5 separate regions of the Mus musculus genome follow, and all the other regions are linked to region 3. The links are chromatin loops, found by intact Hi-C in ENCODE. Cell type or tissue: left cerebral cortex. All regions are shown on one strand. Region 1 overlaps Rab31 (RAB31, member RAS oncogene family). Region 2 holds the start of Rab31 (RAB31, member RAS oncogene family). Region 3 holds the start of Vapa (vesicle-associated membrane protein, associated protein A). Region 4 overlaps Rab31 (RAB31, member RAS oncogene family). Region 5 has its middle 4.8 kb from the start of Washc1.

The links. A loop is a pair of places that touch in the nucleus more often than their neighbours do. Peaks named below come from ENCODE experiments on the same cell type or tissue, not always from the same donor. Only the 100,000 strongest peaks of a DNase experiment are listed, where the experiment ranks them.
Region 1: a loop joins it to region 3, with 2.8 times the contacts of the local background. A loop is called at or near these places in 12 of 42 quality-filtered maps.
Region 2: a loop joins it to region 3, with 3 times the contacts of the local background. A loop is called at or near these places in 21 of 42 quality-filtered maps.
Region 4: it touches region 3 in a loop (2.5-fold over the local background); 7 of 42 quality-filtered maps call a loop at or near these places.
Region 5: it touches region 3 in a loop (3-fold over the local background); 11 of 42 quality-filtered maps call a loop at or near these places.

Annotation. Positions count from the first base shown.
Region 1 is chr17:65,675,188-65,680,187 of GRCm38, forward strand. The region is part of intron 5 of Rab31 (RAB31, member RAS oncogene family); the gene reads right to left. Among named protein-coding and RNA genes, the nearest start is that of Gm35477, 35 kb to the left of the region's middle. In left cerebral cortex, a CTCF peak has its summit at 2,801; no DNase peak of the experiment used is centred here; H3K27ac peaks cover 203 bases.
Region 2 is chr17:65,771,674-65,776,673 of GRCm38, forward strand. Rab31 (RAB31, member RAS oncogene family) reads right to left here and starts at 1,079. Exons shown (of 7, transcript NM_133685.2): 1 at 833-1,079. The coding sequence starts at 871. In left cerebral cortex, a CTCF peak has its summit at 2,196 (motif pointing right); DNase peaks (open chromatin) are centred at 7, 318, 1,013, 1,420 and 2 more places; H3K4me3 peaks cover 1,517 bases; H3K27ac peaks cover 1,620 bases.
Region 3 is chr17:65,610,709-65,615,708 of GRCm38, forward strand. Vapa (vesicle-associated membrane protein, associated protein A) reads right to left here and starts at 2,847. Exons shown (of 6, transcript NM_013933.3): 1 at 2,512-2,847. The coding sequence starts at 2,590. In left cerebral cortex, no CTCF peak of the experiment used is centred here; DNase peaks (open chromatin) are centred at 1,910, 2,942, 3,273 and 3,936; H3K4me3 peaks cover 3,732 bases; H3K27ac peaks cover 2,383 bases.
Region 4 is chr17:65,702,666-65,707,665 of GRCm38, forward strand. The region is part of intron 3 of Rab31 (RAB31, member RAS oncogene family); the gene reads right to left. Among named protein-coding and RNA genes, the nearest start is that of Gm35477, 63 kb to the left of the region's middle. In left cerebral cortex, CTCF peaks have their summits at 2,728 and 3,745; DNase peaks (open chromatin) are centred at 2,773 and 3,756; H3K27ac peaks cover 361 bases.
Region 5 is chr17:66,104,263-66,109,262 of GRCm38, forward strand. No RefSeq gene overlaps it. Among named protein-coding and RNA genes, the nearest start is that of Washc1, 4.8 kb to the right of the region's middle. In left cerebral cortex, a CTCF peak has its summit at 2,841 (motif pointing left); DNase peaks (open chromatin) are centred at 2,546 and 2,812.

The DNA.
Region 1 (5,000 bases), 64 kb after region 3:
TAGTCAGGTACCCACGGGTCTTCTCAACATCAGGGGGTCTCAACTAGAACAGTGAGTCCTCCTGAGGGGTCTGCGTCTGCGGGAGATCTGTCCTCCGCTGACTGGTCCTCTATAACCACCATGAAGTGCAGCATTACAACCATTGGTTTTAGGGAGAAGTGCTTGCTGAGGCCCAGGAAAGGTACCCAGAGGAGGTGAACAGGCCCAGGCACCAAACAGCACTCAAGAAGTGAGGGGTGATTGCCCGTCTGCCTCCACTTCCTTCCCATCTTAGTTCTGCATCCTTCATTTGACCCAACTTCTCAGGGTCTGTGCTAAGAACCCTGGTGCTGCAAAATGCTCACATCCTTAGATCAGTGTCTCTTGAATAAGTATGCATGAAGCTGTCTCAGCAGCAATGACAACATGGTACGGTAGACTCAACAGAATTTTCAGAGGATAGGATTCAAGCATCTTAGAGGTCAGTATTCCACAGACAAGTAGGAGATGTACCAGCTGTGTTAATCACCCACTACCATTAATGTGGATGCTTTCCAAAGATCAGGAATGTCTGTGTAGGGCTGGCAAGATGGCTCGGTGGTTAAGAGCACTGACTGCTCTTCCAGAGGTCCTGAGTTCAATCCCCAGCAACCACGCGGTGGCTCATGGCCATCTGTGATGGGATCAGATGCCCTCTTCTGCTGTGTCTGAAGACAGCTACAGTGTACTCGTATACATTAAATAAATTAAATGAATAAATAAATAAATAAGTGTTCTGTAACACACATGCAAAGCCACTTTGACAATGCTAAAAGTAGTAGAACCCTCAGCTCTTACGGACACTCAGATCGATTTACCTGAAGGAGGAACTAAAACTCAAACCAACTTCTTTTTGAAAAAGGGAGAATAATTGCCACCTTCAATGTAAACAGCTAATTGGACAGTTACACTGATCTTAGTAAACCTTTCCGGTTATAGCCATTCACATGGGTTCCCTGGGGAGAATTCCTGTTCCCAGGAGGTCTGCCCTGCTTAATAACATTGACAGGAAAGGCTGTTCACCTGGGGCCAAATCCCTGGTGTCAAATTCAAGCAGGCAGTGTCAGGTTCTTGGCCACAGACTTAAATGAATGGTTTCTCATGAAGAATATTAGAATTTGGAATAGAAGAAAGACTGAAAAAAAAAAGGGCTCTCTTAAGAGACTTAGTCATTCCTTTCTCAAACCAATTCCGGCTGGTCCTGAAGAGGCTGGAGAACTACCAGGGAGAAGTGTGAAGACCGGAGTCTTGAGTTAATCAAACCAACCCCCGCTCTCAGTAGCTTGGATATCATTCCTCACCCTGGGTCTGGTTTGCCTTTCTTAGACTATGTGACATGAAAGTCAGGGGCACAGAGTCTGGAACAGACCATGTCATATGCTATGTCCCCTGCCCTGCCAGCTCAGGGCCTGGGGTGAGCTCCTTCCCCAGGCTGCGTTTCATCTCATCACATGGAGCCTTTTGTGTGTGCGCGGTTATGAAGACTAGCACACCTACTGATAACTGTGTCTATTGCACAGTGAGCATCCAGCGTAGGCTGAGATGAGGAGGATGAATGTGTTTTCAAGGACTGGGAAGATAGCTCAGTGGCCACAGTGCCTGCGCTTGCTGTCTGAGTATGAGAACTTGAGTCCGTGGAACCATTGTTTACATAAAAGCACTTGTGGGGTGCGCCTGAAACTCCAACTCTCGAGGGTGGACACAGAGAGACAGGTAGATTACTGGGGTTTGCCAGTCAGCTAACATGGCCAAAATGGGGAGTTCTGGGTTCAGGGTGAGACTCATATGGGCAGGAACAGAGCAATATCTGAACCCACATCACACACACATACCACCTTGTATTATATATGATTAGCATATTGTATATTATTAATATATTAATTTTATATAGTAATTATGTTGTATATTAATATATAATGTTATATATTAATATTTTGTTTTTAGCCTGCTGACCAGATGAGAAGTAGACAGAGAAAATGCAAGTTAAAATAAAAAACAAACCTGCCATCAAGATTTTATCCTGGAGGGTCTAGAGAGATATCTCAGTGGCTAAGAACACTTCAGGCTCGTGGAAAGGATCTGGGTTCAGTTCCCGGCACCCACGTGGTGGCTCACCAACCATTAGTAACTTCAGTTCCAGGGAATCTGATGTCGTCTTCTGACTTCATGGGCAAAGACACTGATGTGGTACACATACATACATACATACATACATACATATACATACATACATACATACATACATATGGGTAAAACATCACACAATTAAAATAAACAAATCTTATAAAAAGAAAAAAATGAACTTATCACTAAGGACACAAAAGAACTTATCACTAAGGACATTTTAGCTCCCAGCAGAAGTTACATTATAAACTCTGAAACTCCCAGGTGGCAGTAGGAGGAAACAAAGTCTTTGAAACAAAAGCTGGGGACTCTGCTCAATAGCACAGCAGTTTTGAAACATTCTTTCCACTTCAAGGCCAGAATGAAGCCTGATTCTAAATCAGAGTCAGGGGCATCAACACGAAGTTTTTTTATCTTCAGTTAGCAGGCACTGATGTATTTCCTAGCCTTGTTCGTTGAAAGGGCTGAAAAGCAATGATACCCCACAGCACTAAGCACACATGAATTCCAGTTTGTGGGGTTTAATCCCATTTTTTAATATAAGAAATCAGGGCTTTTTGGAGAAAAACACATATAAGACAAGCAACTTACTGTACAAGGTATCCACCAAGACACAAGAACCAACAGGGAAGGACTCCTAGTGGCTGAAACTGGAATAGCTTGAGAAAAAAACAAAACAAACAAACAAACAAAACCCCCAAAAACAAAGTATTGCTTTCTAACAGAGTATAAAAGAAGCCTAGTCCACCAGACCATTTTAGATTCTTAGCCAGAATGTTACAACTTCTCTGGGACCAAAAGTACTGGTTAAAGATTACAGAGCACATCGCAAGTCCACGTCACTTAAGCTGTATGAATTAGGTCAGTCAGTGCTGGTCTGAGGATGGACAAGGATGGAGAAGAATATCAACCTAGAAAACAAATCTGTATATATACTACATGTGATATCAGCCTGAGACAGGGTTGCATGTCAGTGGGGGACAGGATGTGCTGTACAACCAATAATGGCACTATAACCTGTCAGCTACAGGGGTGTGGGAAACAGAGGGTATAAAGAAATAAGCAACAGCATGTGACATAAAGACAGATAACTACAAAATAGTGTCTATGAAGGATAGCTAACAGAGAGGGCCACATCACCAAGCTTAGGGTTCTAGGAAGGTTTCTAATAAGAAACCCCCAAAGGAAAATCTATAATGGGAAAAAAATTGATGATAATCCTCCATAAACCATAAGGTAGGATGACAAAGCAACAGGGTGAAATGGAGAGATATGACCTAACCCCGAAGGAGACTGTGTACCTGAGAGGCATGCGTGTGCCTGTGTGCATGTGTACATCAGGGGTTGATGTCCGACATCGTCCTCCATTCTGTGCCACCTAATCATTTGATACAAGGTCTTTCACTGAACCGAGTGCTTGCCCTTTGGCCAGTTTGTCTGGGTTTCCTTTTGTCTCATCTCCTTTTCCCCCAACCCTCAGCAGTAATGTTCCATTAGGTTGCAGCCATGCCTAGCTGGCCTTTAATTTTTAACCTGGGGGCTAGGGATTTGAACTCAGGTCCCTGTACCTGTACAGTGGGCAGGTTACCAGCTGAGCCACCTCCCCCATCCCCTTGAAGAAGCTATTTAAACATACACTAGAAACAAAGGAACAGCATTGCAATTATGTATTTTTTAAATCATAATCTTTTTTTTAAGTTTAGTTTTATTTTTCTTTATTTATTCATGTGACATTCGTGTGACTGTCCCCCTCCTGGTCACCCTCTCCCACAATCCTTCTCACATCCCCCCCTCCCCTTCTCCTCTGTATGGGGTAGGAACCCCCCTCCCAATGGTTATCCCCCCACCCTGGCACTTCATGTCTCTTCGAGGATGGGTAGGCCCTCTCCCACTTAGGCAGATAAGGCAGCCCAGTTAGAGGAACATAACCCACGTACAGGCAACAGCTTTTGGGATAGCCTCCACTCCAGTTCTTTAGGACCCCCATGAAGACCAAGCTGCACATCTGCTAAATATGTGCAGGGAGGCCTAGGTCCAGCCTGTTTATGTTCTTTGGTTGGGGGTTCAGACTCTGAGAGAGCCAAGGGTCCAGCTTAGTTGACTAAAAATCTTAATTTGATTGAAATTAACCACTAAATAAGAAAACTGGTAATGAAGAGACATTTCACACAAGAGCAGACTTTAGTGGCCAGCAGACACATGAAAGGTTGCCCACTCGGTGGTAACGAAGGAAGTGTTAAGTTGAAGTTACTCTCAGATATCTCTGCGCACCTTGAAGCCTCACAAGACCCAGTCATAATGAGAGGACGAGCACTCACACATGCTGCTGGGGTTCACCCTGGAAAACACTAGCATCACCTCGTAAAACTGAGCATGCACACATCTTATGAGCCAACAATTAAGCTGTCACATTCTGCAGCCTAGAGACATGCTTAAGCCTAGCACTGTGAGACGTGAATGAGGCTATTCAACTGACGTTCAAAACAACCCACATCAGGGAGGACCCAAGTGCCCATCAGCACGTAAAACAGATCCACGTTCACACACCAGACAGCAGCAGGCATGCGTGTATTCATTCACTGGGCGATTCCTACAAGGTGATGTTGAACTGGAAACCAGTCATCACACGACACAACACTATTCCATTCACGCAAAACTCAGAAGTGGGCAAACTCCAAACAACTGTTTGCTGAGAAGTACAGACACTAAACACAGCTGTTGAGGGCATAAGGAGCACAAAGTGTGGCTCTCGTTAAAGTTAGGACAGCAGAGAAGCAGCTGGAGCTGGAGAAGAAGGCTGTGTGACGGGGGTGACTCAACAGCTCATGCTTTGTAGCCATGTCCTCCCTTAAGCACAC
Region 2 (5,000 bases), 160 kb after region 3:
GAAGACTGCAGAGAACATGGCTTATAACATTAGCTCTTATTTGGGAAGACTTCGGGAATTTGTTGTGGGTAGCCCCAAGGAAATGACCCCCAAACACTGAATCCCTGGGGGGGGGCAGATTTCAAGGGACAGCGCAGTGTGCCGGAGTTTGTCAGTCTGGCCCTCCAGTCTCGGAGTTTGGATGTTGTTTCTTTCTTTGTTTCTGACTGCTTTTATATTTCTTGGGACTAAGACTCGTTTTGGAAGAGGAAGGGTGTTGGGGGCGGGTGTTTCTCATCCTGCTTCATTTTCATCCACTGCACGGAAAGTGTGCTGAACACACAGTTCATACAGAGTTTGCTCTTAATACTTCGCAGTCGGGCCAAAACCCCGGTACTCCCTCCCTTGCTTGGAAGGATTGGTTTGTTGGTTTGTTTTCGGAGAGAATAAAGAAATTGCCATCACTACTCCCTACCTACCCCCGCAGGAGGCAGAGGAAAACCTAACTTAAACACTCCTCCGGGAGGGAGCCACCAGTGGCAGAGGCAAGAGTCCTAGGGGCCCAGGGGCTGCATGACCCGCTGTCCTCTGGTCCTCAACAATCCCCCCCACCTCCCACCCCTCCACCCCGCCCTGCCCGACCCGCAGCCTGGCGAGCCCCAAGGTTGCCAGATACCCGGCCGCAGATGCAGCGATCCGGGGCGCTCGGGAGAATCTGGTGGCGGGCGGAGGCGGCTGGTGCCGGGCGCGGGATGGAGCGCGCGGGACATGGGGAAGCGCACGGGAGGCGGGCAGCGCAGAGACAATGGCGCACAGAAGCCGGGATCCCCCGTAGGATGGCTCCAGGACTTACCCCGAGAAGACACACTTTGAGCTCCCGTATCGCCATCATGTGCTCTGGGTCGGGCCCGGCCGGGGCTCAGCAGCATCGTCCGGGCCACACCGCGCCCAGCCTGCGTCCTGCTGTCTCCCAGGACTCTCGCCGGCCGCGGGGCGGAACCGCCAAGGCGGCTATTTCTGGGCCTCGGCCTCCGCTGTCGGTCACGTGCTGCCGGCCGGCTCCTCCCGTCACGTCTAGTCTAGCCTGGCCGCCGGGCTTCGGCTCCGCCCGGGCCCCGGTCCGCTTCGGCCTCCAGTGACCACCCAACATCTGACTTGTGGGCAAATCATCCCCTTCCGTGATCAGCTCTGAGCCCGGTCGGGCACCACTTGCCCTGGACACACGACCCGTCGCGTCATAAAGAGCCATTGGAACAGTTTATGCTGTTGGCTGTGGTCCCAAGGAAGCACTTCAAAGTCTCTGGGTAGTCCCACCATAAAGTGACTCTGACCTCCAGATGCAAGAAACATCAGCGAGAAACCGGGATGAGGGGAGGAAAGGGTTAACTTGTCCCTTCTAATACCCAGGCTTCAAATCGCTTCCTCCCAACACTTCACTTTACTCTGCATGCATTCTTTTCTGTATGCAGCAAAGGATGACTCAAGGATGATTCGAGAAGCAGTCAGGTGTTTTGGCTTCCAAAACTGGAGCACCAGGGCCTGGGAAAAGAGAGGTGCACTCTGTAGAGGAAGCCCCCTTTCTCCATGTAGAAAAACGCTACAGCTATGTGGGCAGGAGCCCAGCCACAACTGGGGGGCTGGCAACCCTTCTGCAAACTCCTCTACTAGGAAACTGAGGCTACGTGCAGCGTCACACAGAGGGGCCATGGCCTCTGGTCTTTGTATGGTCCGTTGTTCCTCCAAGCCTCTGGGATGACTTCATTTGTTGCTGTGTAGAAATGACAGCTCTTTAAGAATAATCTAAATTTACTGGTACTACTAATTGTATGCATATGTTTTAAACAGCAACACTGGACGTGGCTCTGTTGGGAGAGTGCTTGCCCAGCATGCCTGATAACTGTTAGAAGGATTGATCCAGGCAACCTGGAAATAAAACAGAAGCCCTTTAATGAGAACAGTGAAGAGCAGTTCTCATTACCTGGCTTTCTTGCCAGGCAGGTGTTCTTATCAGTATGCTGAGTCTGGAGTTCTCACCAGAAGAGGGCATCAGATCTCATTACAGGTGGTTGTGAGCCACCATGTGCTCACATGTGGTTGCTGGGATTTGAACTCAGGACCTTCAGAAGAGCAATCGGTGCTCTTCACCGCTGAGCCATCTCTCCTGCCTGAAAGCCAGTTTTAAGAAGTGTTTAAAGGTTTGAAGTATATGGACGTCTGGTCTGCATGTACATCTGCACATCAGAAGAGGGCATTGGTGAGCTACATTTGTGAGCTGCCATGTGGGAGGTTGGAGTACGGGACCTGGGCTCTGAACTCAGCATCTCTGGAAAATCAGCCAGTGCTCTTAACTGCAGAGCCATGTCTCCAGGCACCCAAAGCAAGTTTTGACAAAGCATTCTGCAGCCTCAGTTCTCTGGCCTCTCTCATAACTTGTCCCATCTGATCAATGGCTCCTGCCATTTTTTCCCCCTGTGGTTATCTGGCAGGCCAGATAGAAGCTACTCAGGCCCAAAGTGGCCTCTCAGGGTGGGAAATTCCAAAGCAAGGTCCACAGAAGGAACTCTAGAACTCTGGAGTCAAAACAGGTCCCAGAACAAACTTGCAATCAATTAAATTACCCAGAGTAACAGGAACTTTGTGTCAAAGTACAGGTTCATAGAAGTCTGCTTGTCCAGACTGAATTGATCAAAAAGTAGTCATGTGGACACAGGTCTTATTCAAGATCTCTTTTGTGTCAGTATCTCTCCTTGATTCAGCATCCAAGGACAGCCAGCTCTGTGTGGGCAGACTGAAGACAGGCTACCCGACATTGCCTAGTCCCCACACAATACCGCCTCTATGCTCGGGTTTGCTTAGCTGACAACTGTTAGACACAGTTGCAGACACCTTGGCCAAACCTCTTCCTGCCTTCCCTGGTACCTACGGGCTCCGTAACAAGTAGGATCTGACCCTCTGTACTCAAGGGTGCCCCTTGTAAAGCTGAGGTATGTTTTCCTTTTATTACTTCCTGTGGACTGAGGGTGACTCATGGAACTGCAGGGCATGCTGACGAGCGTGGACTCTGCCCAGAAGGACAAGCACAGACAAAATGACCACCTGTCCCCTTCATCTTTCCAGCACTTCTCTCCTTCTCTTCTCCACTACTCTGAGTGTCTAAGATGCACTAAGATGTGGTTTTTAGACTCCCCTAACAGGTCCCCTGCCCAAGCTGGGGGGCCTCATTGAGAATTATTCCAACCTGTTGGTCTTCTCAACTCATGAACCCACTAAAAACATCCTCTTTCCTAACTCACTGTAGTCAAGTTTCTTGCGGGTGGGGAGTATGGCTTGAAATTTGTTTGTTTGTTTGTTTGTTTGCTTGCTTGCTTGTGGCTGCTGCTGTTTGTTTGGGAGACAGAATCTTGAGGAGCCCAGGCTGACCTCAGACTCACTGTGTAGCTGAGGCCGGCCTCAAGCTCTCCACGAGATTTTGCCTCATCTCCTCAGGTACTGGGATGACAGCACGTGCCACCACACCTGGCTTCCTTGTGGTAAAGTCTTGCTTTCTGCCTCGTGTGGCAACACTAGTCTTGTCAGCCAGACATGTTCATGGGTTTATTCTCTTCCTCACCGGGTTCTCCTCCTGGACACTTTGATATGGCCTCGTAAAAAAACAGAGATCCACCGGGCGTGGTGGCGCACGCCTTTAATCCCAGCACTCGGGAGGCAGAGGCAGGCGGATTTCTGAGTTCGAGGCCAGCCTGGTCTACAGAGTGAGTTCCAGGACAGCCAGGGCTACACAGAGAAACCCTGTCTCGAAAAACCAAAAAAAAAAAAAAAAAAAAAAAAGAAAAACCCAAAAACAAAAAACAAAAAAACCAGAAATCCCTGAGATTAAGCCAAGGACATGCGTAAAGTTGAACCCAGAAGGAGGACAGATGACTGAGAGGAAATAGTTTAGGAATGTCTTAGGAATGACAGATGCTAAGTAGCTTCCAGGTTTTTGTGCTCTGTTTACTTTATGACAGGTTCGTGTTTTGTCACTGAGGCACTCAGACCTTGTAAAAACAAGTTTGTTTAGCTAGCAGATTGAAAAGCTTTAACGTCAAGCTGGGCGGTAGTAGACTAATCCTTAATCCCAGATCTCTACTCAGGAGGCGGAGGCAGGAGGACCAGCCTGGTCTACAGAGTGAGTTCCAGGACAGCCAGGACTACACAGAGAAACTCTGTCTTGGGAGAACAAAACAAAGCAGCTGAAAGTTCAAAGTGGACAGTTTAGGCCCAGACCCGACTGACTGTCTCTTCCAGCACCTTGCTAGGGCAAGAGTGCTTGTGCGAACAGCTCTTAGCTCAAAAAGCCAACAGGCAACTCAGTGGTCAGTTTCATTCCTACAATAACCCACTGAAGCAAGACTGAAGAAAGACAAAGAGTGACTGCTCTCAGAGGACCTAGGAGGGATGCCTGCTGTGGTAAATCTACACCCAAATATGCCCCGGCAATGAAAACATGACTCCATTAATATGAAGACATGCTGTGCGCCTAGATTGGGCAGATCTACCACTACACTATCATCTTCCACATCTATGAGACCCCTTAGAACTTGGGGTTTCTCCAGGCCATGTGCTTCTGCTCTGCTTTTCTTCTTCCTCCTCCTCCTCTGCGTCCTCTCCCTCTTCCATTTTTCTCCTTCTTCTCTCCCCACCTTCCTCTCCACACTCCCTTTTATCAGCTCTCCTTTATTTTACAAATTAAGATGGGTAGCAGGTTTACAGGAAATCAGTGCTGAAATGAGTGCTGACTCATTCCTAGTTCACAGCCACTCACTGGAGAAAGGAATTAATATCAAATGTAATTAGCCCCAAGGCTATCCACAACAGAGGCCTTTACCCCCTTGTAAGTCAGTCTTCCAATAATCTAAGAACTTCCCACCAGACCCTACCCCTTAAAGTTCCACTGTCTACAAGCATCATCACAATAAAACTCTCCTAACACAGCACAGATCTGAAAAAGTTCTGATATAATTTAAGCAGGGATTAAAAAA
Region 3 (5,000 bases):
TTTTATGCACTAAAGCCACTAAAAGGTCTGCTTTAGAATTCATTCTACAATTATAAAAGAATTATGACTAAGACTGAAATAAAACTGCAAAGTAATGATACTTATCAAGTCATTATTCATATTAAAAGAAAACTGTTAATCTCAGAATGGCTGAGTCACTCCTGAAGAAACCAATGGTGAATCCAAATAATTCAAATAAACCTAGCAGATCATCAAGTAATTCTGCAAAAGGGGATGTGTAAACAACCTACACTTAAACACATGTAAAGATCAGGTAAGTGATTATTGATATGGTCAACCAAAAGATCATGCGCACTGTGGATTCTAAATCCCCCTACTTAGTGTAGAACTGGGCATTTAAATTCAGAGGCTACCATTGTACCAAATTATCTTTGACTAACAAAGTAACATTAAGGAGGAAAGCATCAAACTCCAAATGTCAAACTCCTACTCCAATCCTCTCGAATTTCTCCCTCCCTATCTTTCCATCTCACCCACCTTTCCAGAAGTCTCTGAACAACTGGGCATTTAAGTCTATTCACCTCAATGTATCTTCTCACCTCAGGATTTACCCAACCACTCCCATTTGCATAACTTTCCCTAGGCAACTTGAAAGGAGCCTTTTTCCCTTAAAAGCTTCCACAGACATGCTACTCCCTCAAAGTACCACTTACCTGCCCTTTTCAGTAGTATTGGGATCATTTTTTTGGTAACACATAGTCTGTTGTATAAACACAGTTATTATTTAACATCAAAAATAAGTGGTCTATATGGATACTGCACAATGTAGTATTTCCAATCGTTTTTAAAACCTGTCTCATAAAAGACTTTTCACACATGTCTATGTGGTACAGATAATTTTCTCTTACAGTCAAAAGAGAAAAAGCAAACCACACAAAATATCGTAAAAATGTTCATTAAATCGCTTCTATTACCTATGGCTACTACAGTACTATAAGAACTTCTCAGCAAACCCCGCCCACTCCCTCCCCCCCTCCCCCCCCCAAAAAAAACCAATCAGGCAATACAGAAATTTGCTGCAGGAAAATACACACTACCCGAGGTTCTGAGACACTGTCTAGTGTCTCCCTTGTAGCCCGGGTTGATTTCAAACTTTGGATGGTTTCTGGACTTCCAGAATGCCGGGATTATAAGTGTGGTTCACGACCCAATTCCAAAGATATTAGAGCTGCCTTAAAATCACAATCAAGTTCTTGTCTAGTAAAGAGAAACTTGTGAATGTACTGAAACACCTGCAGGGCATGTGACTAGCAGAATACCCAATGTTTATAAGCCCTAAAACTATTTAAGATATAAAATCTTTAAGTGTCTGGAACTATTTTAAATTGTTCCCACAAGGACAATTCAGCTATTTTCATTTGGACTAACTCTTACACTACTATTAATGGGTTTACTTTTTCTCTTAGTACTGGAATCGATGTGCGCCTAAGGAAAATTGTTTTCATCAGTTCCTGAAATTAAAACGCAAGGTATTAACTTTCGGGGGGGGGGGAGGGGGGCACTTTACATTTAAAGATAGGAAGGATCACGTTTTCTCTTTAGCTCCATTCTTTTGGTTCTCCTTAAAATAAAGTAAATTGTTCTGTGTAACGTTTCGTTTCCTACACACTGAGAAGGCAAACCGCCTTGGATCTGAACAAGAATCACCAAGCCACTGTCTATCACAGTCAATGCTCCAAAGTCAACAGTTCCAGAGCTGTGTGGCACCTTAGCAGCTTTCTCGGGATACGCAGGGAAACCGCAAGCGTAAGCGGGTCACAAACGCTGAAAGAATTCTTCAGTAAAGACAGTGTGCACTCAAGGACTGGGTCCTCCGTACCTAGGGACAATCCGAGCTGACACAAGGGACCCACTACCATTAACCTCTGACCATGCATGCCCCAGCTGACGCACAGCTTTCTGCCGCGCGCCTGGGGGCCGTGCCAACACGCGGGGTCAGTCCCAGCCAGAGACTCTGCTGCCTGGTCTCCCGGCTCAGCCAGAGTCCCGCACCTGACCGGGAAAGACTCCGGGCGAGGCCGCGACCGTGAACGCCTCCTCGCCCGCGGCGGACCGCGCCTGCCCAAAGCCGCCGAACGGCGCCCACTGGCGCCCGCCGACTAGGGAGCTCCGGCTCCCAGTCGCCCTCCCGCACCGCCCGACCGCACCGCGCCGCGCCGCGGCCGCCCCTGGGGCAAGGACGCCATGCGGGCCGGCGGGCAAGGCGCGGGCGGGCTCCCACGGCGCCCCCGCGGGGCCGCAAGATGGCGGCGGAGCCCTCCGCGGCGCCCGGCGGCTCCCTCCCCTCCCCTCCGCAGCGCAGCCCAGCCCGGCCCGGCCCGGCCCGGCAGCGGCGGACGGCGAGGCGCGGGGCCGAGGGACGCAGCGGGGCCGCGGCTCCGACGCTCGGCCGGGGCGTGGGGGAGGGGAGCACGGCCCGGCCACCCCGCCGCCGCCCGCCAGCCCCAGCCCCAGCCTCAGCTCCGCTCCGGAGCGTCCCAGCCAGCCTACCTTTGAATTTGAGGTCTGAAGGAGGGTCGAGGACCAGGATCTGCTCGTGCTTCGCCATGGCCCCGGAGGCGGACGCCATAGGAGACAGCGCAGCGCAGAGCGGGGGCGCGCCCGCGGCGGCGGTTCGCTGGCGGGGGCGAGGGGACGGTGGCGGCGCCGGCTCCGCGGAGCTCTAGGACGGGGCCAGGCTCACGATTCCCGAAGCTCCGCGCCTGCTGCCGGGCCGCGGGGGTCCCGAGGGCAGCCTGTCCGCTCAGCAGCTCCGGGTGTCACAACTGACTCAACCCCACACCAGCCGCCGCGGCCACGCGCACTGCGATCCTCGGCGCCCCACGTGACGGGCCCTACGTGCCTACGTGCGCGCCCCCGCGGCCTGGAGCCCTCGTGCTGGCCCCGCCCTCCGGGCCTAACTGGGGGGTGGGAGGGGTCAACGCTGAGCTAGTGCGCCTGCGCACCTCCGACTTGGCCGCAGCTCCGGGCGCCGCGCCGCTGTCAATCTCCGTAGAGCAGGGTCGGGGGGGCGGAGCGGGGCTCTTTGCGGGGAGACGCGGTGCACGGCGCCCCGGGAAGGGGGTGTCGTTCTTGGGGCCCTGGAGCTGCGAGTGCGGGGCTGGAGCGCCGACTACGACGCTACCTCACGGCGTTCCAAGTGGAATTCCGAACGGAAGAGAGTCATGAAGCGCCGGGTACCTCGACTCCCAGCATGCCCTGTGCGGGCGGCGCCTCCGCGGTGGCTGCTGGGAACCGGGAAGGCGACCTGGGTCCGTTGGAGGCGAGTGGGTGGGGCCGCTGACGCGGCTTTTGGCTCGCCGAGGGCGTCTTGTCTGCCCTGGAAAAGAGAAGGGTTTTTGCAGGCTGCCTGGAAGCCAGGCATCCCAGGAGAGACCGCCCTTTGGGAGAGCGGCAGGGCGTGTCCCTCTGGTCTGCTGGGGATTCCTTCCGCCCTCAGCGAACGTGCGCTCCGTTCTGCCTGCTGTTCCAAGACTGCCTCCTCCCCATCTCCCTCCTGCCCAGCCAAAGGAAACACATCTCGCTCACAAGCGAACGAGTTCCAGGGGAAATCTGTGCCAGGCACAGTTTCTCTACAAGGGTAGAAACGAAATCTCTGTTCCTACAGCGTGGAGTTCACGTGCTGTATCTACAGTGTGGTTCACTTCAAACTCATACCCAAATCTGTTTGCCACATTCTCGTGCTAGGGACGAATTTTATCTGTATCACTTAGGAGAGCCTGTACCAAATGAGAAAAAAAAAAAAAAATGCCAAGCAAGTTGCTGACAGATATTCAGCCCCTTGCCAGGGTATCCAGGGACGGGAAGAGCAAACAAAACAAATGGATGTGCTGTAAAAACCTTTATTGTGTCCTATGGTGCTGCTTGAATTTAAATCTCTAGGAAGCTCCGTGCGAAACAAAGCACATATTCATGCTTCTGCCACGAAAAGGCACTCTAGATTGCTTGGAAGTAAATGTCGAAATGAGCAGTCTAGAATACAGCTAATTAGACTTTTTCAACTTGCCGCCCCGACACCTGAAAAACTTTCATGCCACTCGAGGTATATAGGATATAATAGTGGTATAAAGCAAACATTGGTCGTTTAAAAAAAAAAGTTTGTTTTCTTTCTTTGAATGCTTACTTTGTATCCTAACCTAAAAAATGAATTTTGAAAAGAAGCAGACCAAAAATCCATTTAAGACAAAAGCAAGCTTGTATGCAAACGAGATGGATTTCCTTGTTCATCTCTACGTAAAAATTATTTATTCTTGGCTGAATATTTGATATTGCTAAACACAACATTGTCAACTTTTTTTGTAATTGATTGCTATTTTGATTTTATAATTACCAATGCTGAGAATCATTTTATATAAATACCTAGTGCAAAGTGGCAAAAAAATAGATTTGGAAACATTTCAAAAATAGTTGGAAATTCTATCCCAATCACCAGCCAAAATTTTCGTGTGATTTTTTTAATGAAGTGCAAATCAGTAACTCAAACTGCAATTTTAAAATAAAAAATTCTAACACAATGCAATCCCAAGATGTATAAATTTAACATGTGCTAAGAAACAATAACAAGAAAATATTATCTTTTTTCCTTAATTAAACCATTATGTCTTTGAAGAGTAGAAGTCTAGGAGCAGAAAAGCTGCCTCAGCGGTTAAAAGCACATACTGCTCTTGCAGAAGACTTGAATTTTGTTCCCAGCACCCATAGCAGGCTGCTCACATCTACCTGAAACTCCAACTCCAGGGACAGCCAATGCCTCTGGCCACTGGAGAGTACTTGCACTCATGCACAGATCCTAACAAGTATACGTAATTAAAAATAATCTCTTCAAAGACTAGAAAACTGTACAATAAGAGAGCACTGCAGTTCATATCTGAGCCAAGGTGTTTCAGGCAGCATCAGTAGCCTTATGTGGCCAGACAGCACATAAAGAACAAAGTATACATGACGTGTTCAGAACCAGGGCTACAGTGAGAACCCACAGT
Region 4 (5,000 bases), 92 kb after region 3:
TTTTAAATGATACATAACCTATGCAATAACAAGAAACGTCTTTCTTAATAGTTTCCTTTTTAATAAATATGTCATTAAATCCAAAAGTGCTTCTTCAGATGTGGGGGCTCTAATCCTAGCATTCAGGAGGCAGAGGCAGGCAGATCTCTGAGAGTGTGAGGCTAGCCTTGTCTACATAGTGGGTTGCAGGATAGCATGTCTACCTGTACCAAAGAGTGCACCAAAGACCTCGGAAGACGGTGTCGATTCCCTGGAACTGGAGTTATAAACAATGGTGAGCTGCCAAAGAGGTGCTGGGAGCCAAACCCAGATCCTCTGGAAGAGCAGCCAGTGCTCTAATCTGCTGAGCCGTCTATAGTGCCAAGACGAGTGTTTTTATAAGACAGTGTAGGTGGTATCGCTCAGTGGTAGAGTGCTTGTTCTTAGCAGCCTCAGGGGGCCCCAGGTTCAGTTCTCAGATATAATAATAATGATGATGATGATAATCATAATAAATAACGAGGAGGAAGAAGAGAAGGAGAAGGAAGATGAAGAAGAGAAGGAGGAGGAGAAGGAGAAGAAGGTACAAAGAACTAGAATCTTCCATGAGCTGGGATATCATACACGGATAAACATGTGTTCTGTTGAAGGGGTGCATGCTTCGTAAGGTCATGAGCCTCAATTTAGCCTAGGAATTTCCTAAAAGTCCAAAATGATACCTCGTGATAATAGTTGCCTCAAACCCGTTTTTGCTAAAAAGGCTGATTCCACACTTGAGCCCACAAGGACTGGGTGAAAGGCCTGACACTCTGCCTTTGTTTTGTATCTGCCTCCTTTACTTTGGGTCAAACTCACACTTGACTCGGTAGTGTTGAAGCAAAACAAAAACCAGGGCTCTCATCTTAAAGGGAATGAGAGTTTCTTCTGCAGCCAGGTTGAGTGACCACAGGCTGAGGACCACAGATTTCGATCACTCCAAATCCCACTTGCAATTTGGAAGCAGTTTTGTTTAGTTTTTTTTTTTTTTTTAATAATTTTACAGAACAAAGTCATAAATCAAGACAAGTTTAAAATATGTTGGCGGGTACATCAGAGAGTCAGGCAAGAGATAAGAGAAGCTTCTATCTATAGACCCAAGACATTATATGAGCTTTGGGGCTGGCAGAAGCTAGTTGTCTGTTAAGTGGCTAGGTTCCAAGAGGTTATTAGTCACAGGGTGTTTGCTCTGACACAGAGTTGGTCAGGGAATAGCTATTCTGAGGTTTGAACTAGTCGAAAATAAGGCAAGCAGTGTCTGGACTTGCTACATTCCAACCTCCCCATAGAACAGCTGGAACCCTCATCAGGCCATCAGTCTCGGCAGACACAGCATCTTTTCAGGAGGATTTGTTCACAGGAGACATCAGGCATCCTCATCACTAAGGACTAGATAGTCTTGATGACCTGACCGGGACACCACATCCATCTTCAAGGCTAACAGCGCCAAGACAACACTGTTCTGACCTTGCAGTAGCCTTGGTTCCGACAAGAGTCAAGCACAGCAGGCCAGATCAGGCCCAAACAGGACGACTGCTCAGGGCTTGCTGTTGTGCTCTGTAGTTCAGGTCACCTTGGAGAGACCAGGTAGAGAGAGCTCTTCAAAGACGGTGGTAAATACTCCTAAGCGTCCTGCAGGACTGGAGCTGAGCCAAAGAGGCCACCTCGGCAGGGGGCTGCTTCGTTCCCCACGCCTCTTACTGCAGTTCTTCCAGCTGCAAGCCCTTGCTGCTTTCCTTTAGCCGGTCCTCATAACATGGCCATATTCATCCAACCTTCACTTCCTGCCTTTCCTCCCTCCCCGTTCCAGCTCCCCTTCACTTCCTTGTTCAGTTTACTGAGACAAGGTCTCACACTATGTAGCCCAGGCTAGACTCTAACTTGTGGCAATCCTGCATCAGTCTCCTGAGCACTTGGACTATAGCTGGGCGTCACCTCTCCCGCCATTTCTCTACTTTTTACTGCCTGGTTTTTTGGGTTTTTTTTTGTTTTGTTTTGGTTTTTGGGTTTTGGGTTTTTTTTTGTTTGTTTGTTTGTTTGTTTGTTTTTTAGGGCATATCAAGATATGTAGTGAGCCGAAGCTGTGGGGATGCCTGAGCTGGACTTTGCCCTACGATTCTGTTTCTGCCGTCACCCCAGATTACCCTCCCATGCCAGCAGATGCAGCTGACACTCAGTGCATTTAGAGAATGCACAGTAAGAGCAAAGAGTATCGTAGAGAGTGGGACGTGTCTTTTCCTTCGTTCTTCCTGTTCCTTCTGCCCTGAGTATGAAACTGGGAAATGCCCTCGTAGAGTGGGATGACAGTCTAACATGGGCCAGAATTGTTCATGGTAAAGAAGGGAGCCAGAGGTCTTCAACAAGCTCCCAGCCACACGGATGCACACATAGGGGTCACAGACACATGGATAGAAGTCACAGATGTACATACAAATGTCACAGATGTGCACACCGATGCACACACAGGTTTCACGGATGCACACACAGGGGCCACAGCTGCGCACACAGTGGTCACAAGCAGCACACACAAGGGTAGCAGCTGCACACACTGGAGTCACACAGGTGTCACAGATGCACACACAGGGGCCACAACCCACTCCCCACCTCAACTCTTCTATCAAGGCCTTGGAAACACATACTGAGCATCATCATAGGGTTACCACTGAAATTACTTTTTCCCTGCACGTGTAAGTTAAATTCTCCGATTTCCCAGCAGGGGAAGACAAACAGAAGCCTCATCCAAAAGGAGCCCATTGAACGCTTTAAACAGACAAGCAAATGGTTCTTGTGAGTCTTGGATTAAGTTGAGAAGACAGGAAGTCATCCTGTGTAACAGGGCAGCATTTGAGCAGAGGCCCAAGACTTAGGTTTTCCTGTCAACTTGGCACAACCTAGGGACACCTAGGAAATGGGAACCTCAGCTGAGGGGTTGCACCAATCAGGCCAGTGATTGACGGGGGAAGGCTCAGCTCACTGTGGGTAGCACCATCCCCTAGGCGGGTGGGTCTGGGCTACTACATAAGTAAACTCGCTGAGGGTGGGCCAGACAGCAAGCCAGTCAGCATGGTTCTTGCTTCAGTTACTGCCTGAGTTTCTGCTGCGATGTCTCAGTTCAGAAAACAAAGTAGGACAAGGACCATTTTGCCACTCTGTGCCTGAGTCATACCGGAAGAAACCTGTTGTTTCAGACCAAGGTAATCCCAGAGCCTGAGAGAGTAGAACCATCACAGAATAGAAACCTACAACCTGCTGCGGCACTTGGCTAGTAGTCAGCCATGGAAGGTGGTTGCAGAGAAGAAGGTCCAATGCAGATATCTTGAGGAATTCAGCAATGAAGGGCACTGTGGTCAGCAGTCCTGACCCTTGGTTGCTGGGGCCAGACTCACCTGAGGGATAACTGCAGAGAATGATCGTGCTGAGCCTAATGCCAGTGGACATTCCAAACTCTGGGAGCTAGCTATCTGTTTGGGGGCTCGCTACTGGTGACGTAAGAACTCAAGTTCCAGGAGAGTGTTTGGACTTCATAGCTCAATCTTCTCTGCGGGGTGACTGCAGCTGCACTGGGGGAGCACAAAACCTGACCCTACAGTACAGTCCTCAGTGGATCTGCTTGCGTTCCCCACTACACAACATACTTGAGACATTAGCCAGCCTAGGGGTACCAACCGGAAATCTCTGAAGTCTGGGAGGACCTGCCTCACCCACAGGCTGCAAAGCGAAGTATGGCCAGCAGAGGCTCCTGGTACACAGAGAAAGAGAAGGCCCTGAAAAGGCCTGGTACTTGCTGGCTTGGACAGACTCTCCTGGCAGATCGCACCTTGTTTGTTGCTGGAATAGCAGTTTCTTTCCCAGCAGTCCTGGAATAATAGCATTCTCAGAGAGATGATCTAGGATGACCCCAAAATAAAACTCAAAAGAGCTATTTATTATCCATTGTAGCCCACAGTTACCCAAACTGTGATAGAAAAACCACAAGAAACAACAACAAAATCAAGGTCAGACAGTATTCCCAAAGATCCTGAATTCTATGCCATATTAAAAAAAAAATCATGAAATGGATGAAACGACAAAGAATTCAAAACTCTACTTATAAAACTGACTTCAACAAGGATACAAGGAGATCAATGGATTAGAAAAATCAATTCAAGATCTGGATAGAAATTCAGGTGAGAAAGTAGGTAACCCAGATGAGAAATTCAACACCAAAGAAGAAAACAGAGAGAGAGAGAGAGAGAGAGAGGGAGAGAGAGAGAGAGAGAGAGAGAGAGAGAGAGAGAGAGAGAGAGAGAGAGAGAGGATAAGGGGGAGGTTAAAAATGAAAAACCTCAATCAGTAGAAAAACATGGCCCATGGCCAGTCCCCACCGTCCACGAGATCAAACCCTAGAGGGAATATCAGATGTAGACGACAAGTTTGAGAGTACATTTCAGGGAGACATCGGTGGGGGAACAGGCGAGACCCACAGCCTTTCTTGGGCATGTACTACACACCAGCTTTCTCGTACATGTTTCTATGACCTCTCTTAATACCCATACGTACCCATACTTAAATCTATAGTAAAAATCTTTTCCTAAGTTTGCTTCAGAAAGAGAGTGCAGTCAAGTACTAAAAAATGAATGTATCGAAAGCTCAGCCATGAAACCGTAGCAGAACTACCCAAATCTGGAGCGGTAATCTTACTCCAGAACAAGAAGCATCTAGAACTTCAAGTGGACGTGGCCCGAGAAGAACCTTCTGTGACACGTCACAGCGGAAAGGCCCAGACTACAGGAGAAAGAGACAGTATTAAAAGGTGCAAGATAAAAAGAAAATCCTGACTCACAAACAGACAGACCACCAGGACCATAGCCTTTCAACCCTGAGGTTGAAAGTCAAGGAAGCAGATCAGTAGTTAGCAAGTGCCAGGCAAGAGGGAGGTGCCCTCCAAAGCCATCTTTTAAAGTCACCGAAGGACAGAGGCACTGCAAGGCAAATGCAAACCAAGC
Region 5 (5,000 bases), 490 kb after region 3:
CCAGTCTCTTGCGGGACTATGATAATCATGTCTGTATCATTGTGATGGTTTGCATATGCTCGGCCTAGGGATTGGCACTATAGAAGGTGTGGCTTTTTTGGAGTAGGTGTGTCACTGTGGGCGTGGGCTTTAAGGCCCTAGCTGCCTGGAAGCCAGTCTTCTGCTAACAGCCTTCAGATAAAGACATAGTACTCTCAGCTTCTGCACCATGCCTGCCTGGATGCTGCCATGCTCCCACCTTGATGATACTGGACTGAACCTCTGAACCTGTAAGGCAGCCTCAATTAAATGTAGTCCTTATAAGAGTTGACTTGGTCATGGTGTCTGTTCACAGCAGTAAAACCCTAACCAAGACAGAAGTTGGTACCAGGGACTGGGGTATTGCTGTGATAGGCTTGACTGTTTTGTTTGAAAGAATGTGGATTTGGGGACTTTGGATTTGGAAAGCCATGGAATGTTTTAAGTGAGGCTTAATGGGCCATCCTAGTAGGAATATGGAAGACTTTGTTCCTGTGAGTGATTTGACTGTGCAGACCCGGTCCAAGAGGTTTCAGTGGAGAAGAACTTCAGTCTGTGGCCTAGAGACTGTTTTTGTAGTATTTGGGTGAAGAACATGGCTGCTTTTTTGCCCTTGTCTGAAGAGTCTGCCTGAGGTTAAGGTGAAGAGACTCAGATTACTTGCACTGACAAAGGAAGTCTCAGAAATGCCCATCATAGACGTTGTACTTTGATTGAGTCTCATGAAGAGTGTTTTGAATAAGCATAACAAGCTTAGAAAGGAAAAATACAAAATATATAGTTTGAGTATTAAAGGGGCACCAGGATGTGAAATGGAACCGAATCCTATGTCCTAGGAGATAACAGATTAAGGGATTTGGGGGCAAGATCCTACCCAGCTAAATTTAGATCCAAGCATGGTGATTGATACCTTTAATCCCAGCAGATAAAGCCAAGCAGAGTTCAAGCCTGCCTGGGACAGCAAGTTCTAGATGAAGAAAAGTTAAGTCCAGGTGTGGTGGTACATACTTTTAATCCCACGAGACAGGCATGCAGATCTCTGAATTCAAAGTCAGTTTACAGAGCAAGTTCGAGGACAGCTAAGCTTAGGCAGTGAAGGGGTTGGAAAACAGAAATCTGATGATAATGTAATATATACAAGGGGGCTGCAATGGCTATTCCTGGTTGTCAACTATATCTTGAATGAACTACAATCCAGAGTCAAAAGGCTCACCTGTGACCCAGATCTTGAGGGAAACAAGTTTCTGACCTGGATCTTGGCATAAAAACAAGTCCCAGATCCAGGTATGGTGGTACACATCTCTAATCTGAGCCACACCTTCTGTTGAAGACATACAACAGACATTGGAATCAAGAAGATTCGCTCTTCTCTGCCTGCTTGCATTTACTTGCCAGCAGATCTGTTGGAATCTACTGGCCTTATGGGATTGAGCAACTACTGAGTTTTCTATTCACACCTGAGCATTGCTGGGGAGTTGGACTACAGACTGTTAAGTCATCGTGACAAATTTCCTTATTGTATAGAGACTGTCCGCAAGTTCTGTGACTCCAGAGAACTCTACTACAGAGGCCAAGTTCCAGCCCCAGCAAGCAGCAGAGCTTGGCAGCTTTAGCCATGTGGCTCTCGTTTTAAGAGTGAAAAATAGACGGGACTAGTGGGATGCTGGTTAGCTGGAGCTAAGAAGTTAGCGGTGATTGAGAAGAGACCAGCAGCTCTGGGGTGAAATCTCCTGGGAAGTGTTTTCTGAGAGCACAGAGAAGCTGTGTCCCAGAGACATGCAAAGGTTGTTCTGTACTTTGTGCTTCGGCTGTGTAAGAGTCACCCAGGTCGTACTGGTTTTGAATGTGGCTTCTCAAAGGAGAGTGGTTCTTTATTGTTTCCCCAACGGCCACTCATGGTTTGGGTGGATTCTGAAATTATCTGCAAAAGGTTGCTGTACATTTAAATGAGGGGACTAGAGATTCAGTGATTAAGAGCACTGGCTGGGGTTACATTCCTCGTACCACAAAGAAGCTTAGAGCCATCTCTAATGCCAGTTCCAGTGTATCTGATGCACTCTTCCGGCCTCTGCAGACATCAGGTATGCAAGTGATACACAGACATACATGCAGGCAAAAGATGTGTATACATAAAAATACAAATAATTTAATCTTTAAAAAAAGAAAGGAAGGAAGGAAGGAAGGAAGGAAGGGAAAAAAAAGAAACTCCCAGGGATAGAGAGATAACTCAGAGTTTAAGAGGACTGACTGCTCTTCTAGAGGTCCTGAGTTCAATTCCCAGCACCCACATGGTGGCTCACACTCATCATAATGTACCCAGCGTCCTCTTCTGGCATGCAGATATACATGCAGACAGAACACTAATATACATGCGAGACCAAGGTATGACTACCATCTAAGTCCAACTTGGTGAACCAATGAGTTTTAATGAGGTTACTTACAGGAGCAGAAATGACTCACAGACAGCTGCATCACCACAAGCCAAGCTGCAAAGACCGGCTGCCTAGAAGAAGCAGAAACCATCTGAGCTGCCTGGAAGACGTTCAGAGCAACTGAAACACTTGGGAGAGACACTTCCAGCCTGTTGCACTTCGTCAGCTGCATGATCCGGGTTCGCAGCCTTTGTGGGCTGTCATCTGTACTGAGATAGATTTGGGTGAGTTTGTGTTGCTTTCACACCATAATAATTTCGAAGGGCTGCAAACTGCAGAAACCCTTGCAGGTCTGGGATAGTAATGTGAGGGCTGTCTCTCATACCACAAAGCAGCCAGGAAGAAAGGCCTGGCTCAGGCCTCTACCTAGAAGGAGAAGGAGCGCCTCCTGGTGGAGAAGAAGAGCTCAGCACTTCAGGGAGATTTTAATCTAGTATCATATTTTAACCCCAGGTCTTTCGCTATCCCCAAAGGGTAATAAATACCACACCCTTCTAAATTTGCATCTCCAAAGCAGATGGGATATAGATCTATTAAGTCAAAAGACAGTTTTTATAGGTTTGTGACTGTGTGCATGTCACAACAGCTACAGTCACGTGTGCAGGTCCGAGGACAACTTTGTGAAGTCTGTCCTCTCCTCCCATCTTCTCTCTTTCCCTCCCCCTCCCCTTCTCCCTCTCCCTCTCCCTCTCCCTCTCCCTCTCCCTCGCTCTCTGAGACAGTTTCTCTTTGTAGCCCTGGCTATCTTGAAACTTGATATGTAGACCAGGCTGTCATGAACCATCATGTCCAACTCTCCCTCCATCTCTATATAGATTCCAGGGATTGAACTTGTTTTACCAGGTTTGCGCAGGCTTTCTCTGTGTAGCCCTGGCTGTCGTGGAACTTAATCCACAAGACCAGGCTGGCCTCGAATTCAGAGATCCATCCATCTGCCTGTCTCCCAAGAGCTGGGACTAAAGCCGAGAGCCCGTGCACCACCCCACTCCTGTGCCGCCCTCTTTGCAGGCTGCTCATTTAATCCCTATCAAATGGATCGTAGTAAATGAGGAAAATGGGTCAAAGCATTAAGTAACTTAGCTAGACTCTCCCAGTGTAGACGCAAATGAAGTCTGATAGTTTCTAAGCTTATGCCCTCACTCTTTCTACCAGTGCTGGTGTCTGGCGGTGCTAATGGGGGAACAGATTGGGCTTCTTGGAGGAACCCTTGAGCTGAGCTACTGTAGCCTCAGCCCTGCCATTCCTTCAAAATGTACATTGAAGCTGGATGTTGCTGTTGCGTAAGCCTTGGTTGGCCCCACTCTCGAAGGCAGGCTTATGCTAAGGGCTTGGCTTTAGAATTCTGGAGAGCCTGAAGAACAAAAATGCTGGTCAGAGTCTTCAAGGAAAGCGAAAGGCAGATAAAGACCAAAAACGGCCAATTTTCAGAGGAGACACCAGGGACAAACAGAGGAGGAAGCAGGTGGCTGGTGGCAGAGAACACGTTCAACAGAACAGCGGCTGATGTCAGACTGAAGCCACATTGGGGCGAAGTAGAGCTGACCCTGAGAAGAGACACCTCCACCAAGGCAACTCTTATAAAAGAAAACATTAAACTAGGGATGTCTTACAGGTTCAGAAGTTTAGCTCATTACCATTACAAAACGAGAAGCATGGTGACAGGGTAGGCAGATGTGGTGCTGAAAAGGGGGCAGAGAGTTCAACATCTGTACAGCAGGCAGCAGCAGGAGACTGAGACACACTTCCTTTATCAAGGCCACAATTCCCAGTAGGGCTACTCCCTATGAAGTGGAGTCTATGGGGGGCATTTTTATTCAAACCACCACAGGCTCCTTTAAAGCGGTGCTCCTCAACTCAATTTTGCAAACTATCATCTGAATTGGTCATATCTCCTCAACTGTGATACAAAGATCAAGCTGACCATGCTGTTTGAAGTCCCTGAGAAGCTAGCTCTGAATGCAGGATTGTCCCTCCAACCTTGTGGGAAAGGTGAGGCAGAACAGCCAAAACAAGTCAAGAGTAAAAATACTGTGTCCATGTGTCTTAGTTAGGGTTCTACTGCTGTGAACAGCCACCATGACCAAGGCAACTCTTATAAAAACCAACATTTAATTGGGGCTGGCTTACAGGCTCAAAGACTCAATTCAGTATTGTCAAGGTGGGAGCATGGCCGCATCCAGGCAGGCATGGAGGAGCTGAGAGTTCTACATCTTCATCTGAAGGCTGCTGGCAGAATATTCCCTTCCAGGCAGTTAGGATGAGAGTCTTTTTGTTTGTTTGTCTTGGTTTGGTTTGGTTTGGTTTGGTTTGGTTTTTTGAGACAGGGTTTTTCTGTGTAGCCCTCGCTGTCCTGGAACTCACTTTGTAGACCAGGCTGGCCTCGAACTCAGAAATCTGCCTGCCTCTGCCTCCCAAGTGCTGGAGGATAAGAGTCTTAAAGCCCAAGCCCACAGTGACACACCTAATCCAACAGGGCCACACCCTCTAATAGTGCCACTCCCTGGGCAGAGCATATACAGACCATCACACCTTGAAAACAGAACGGAGAAC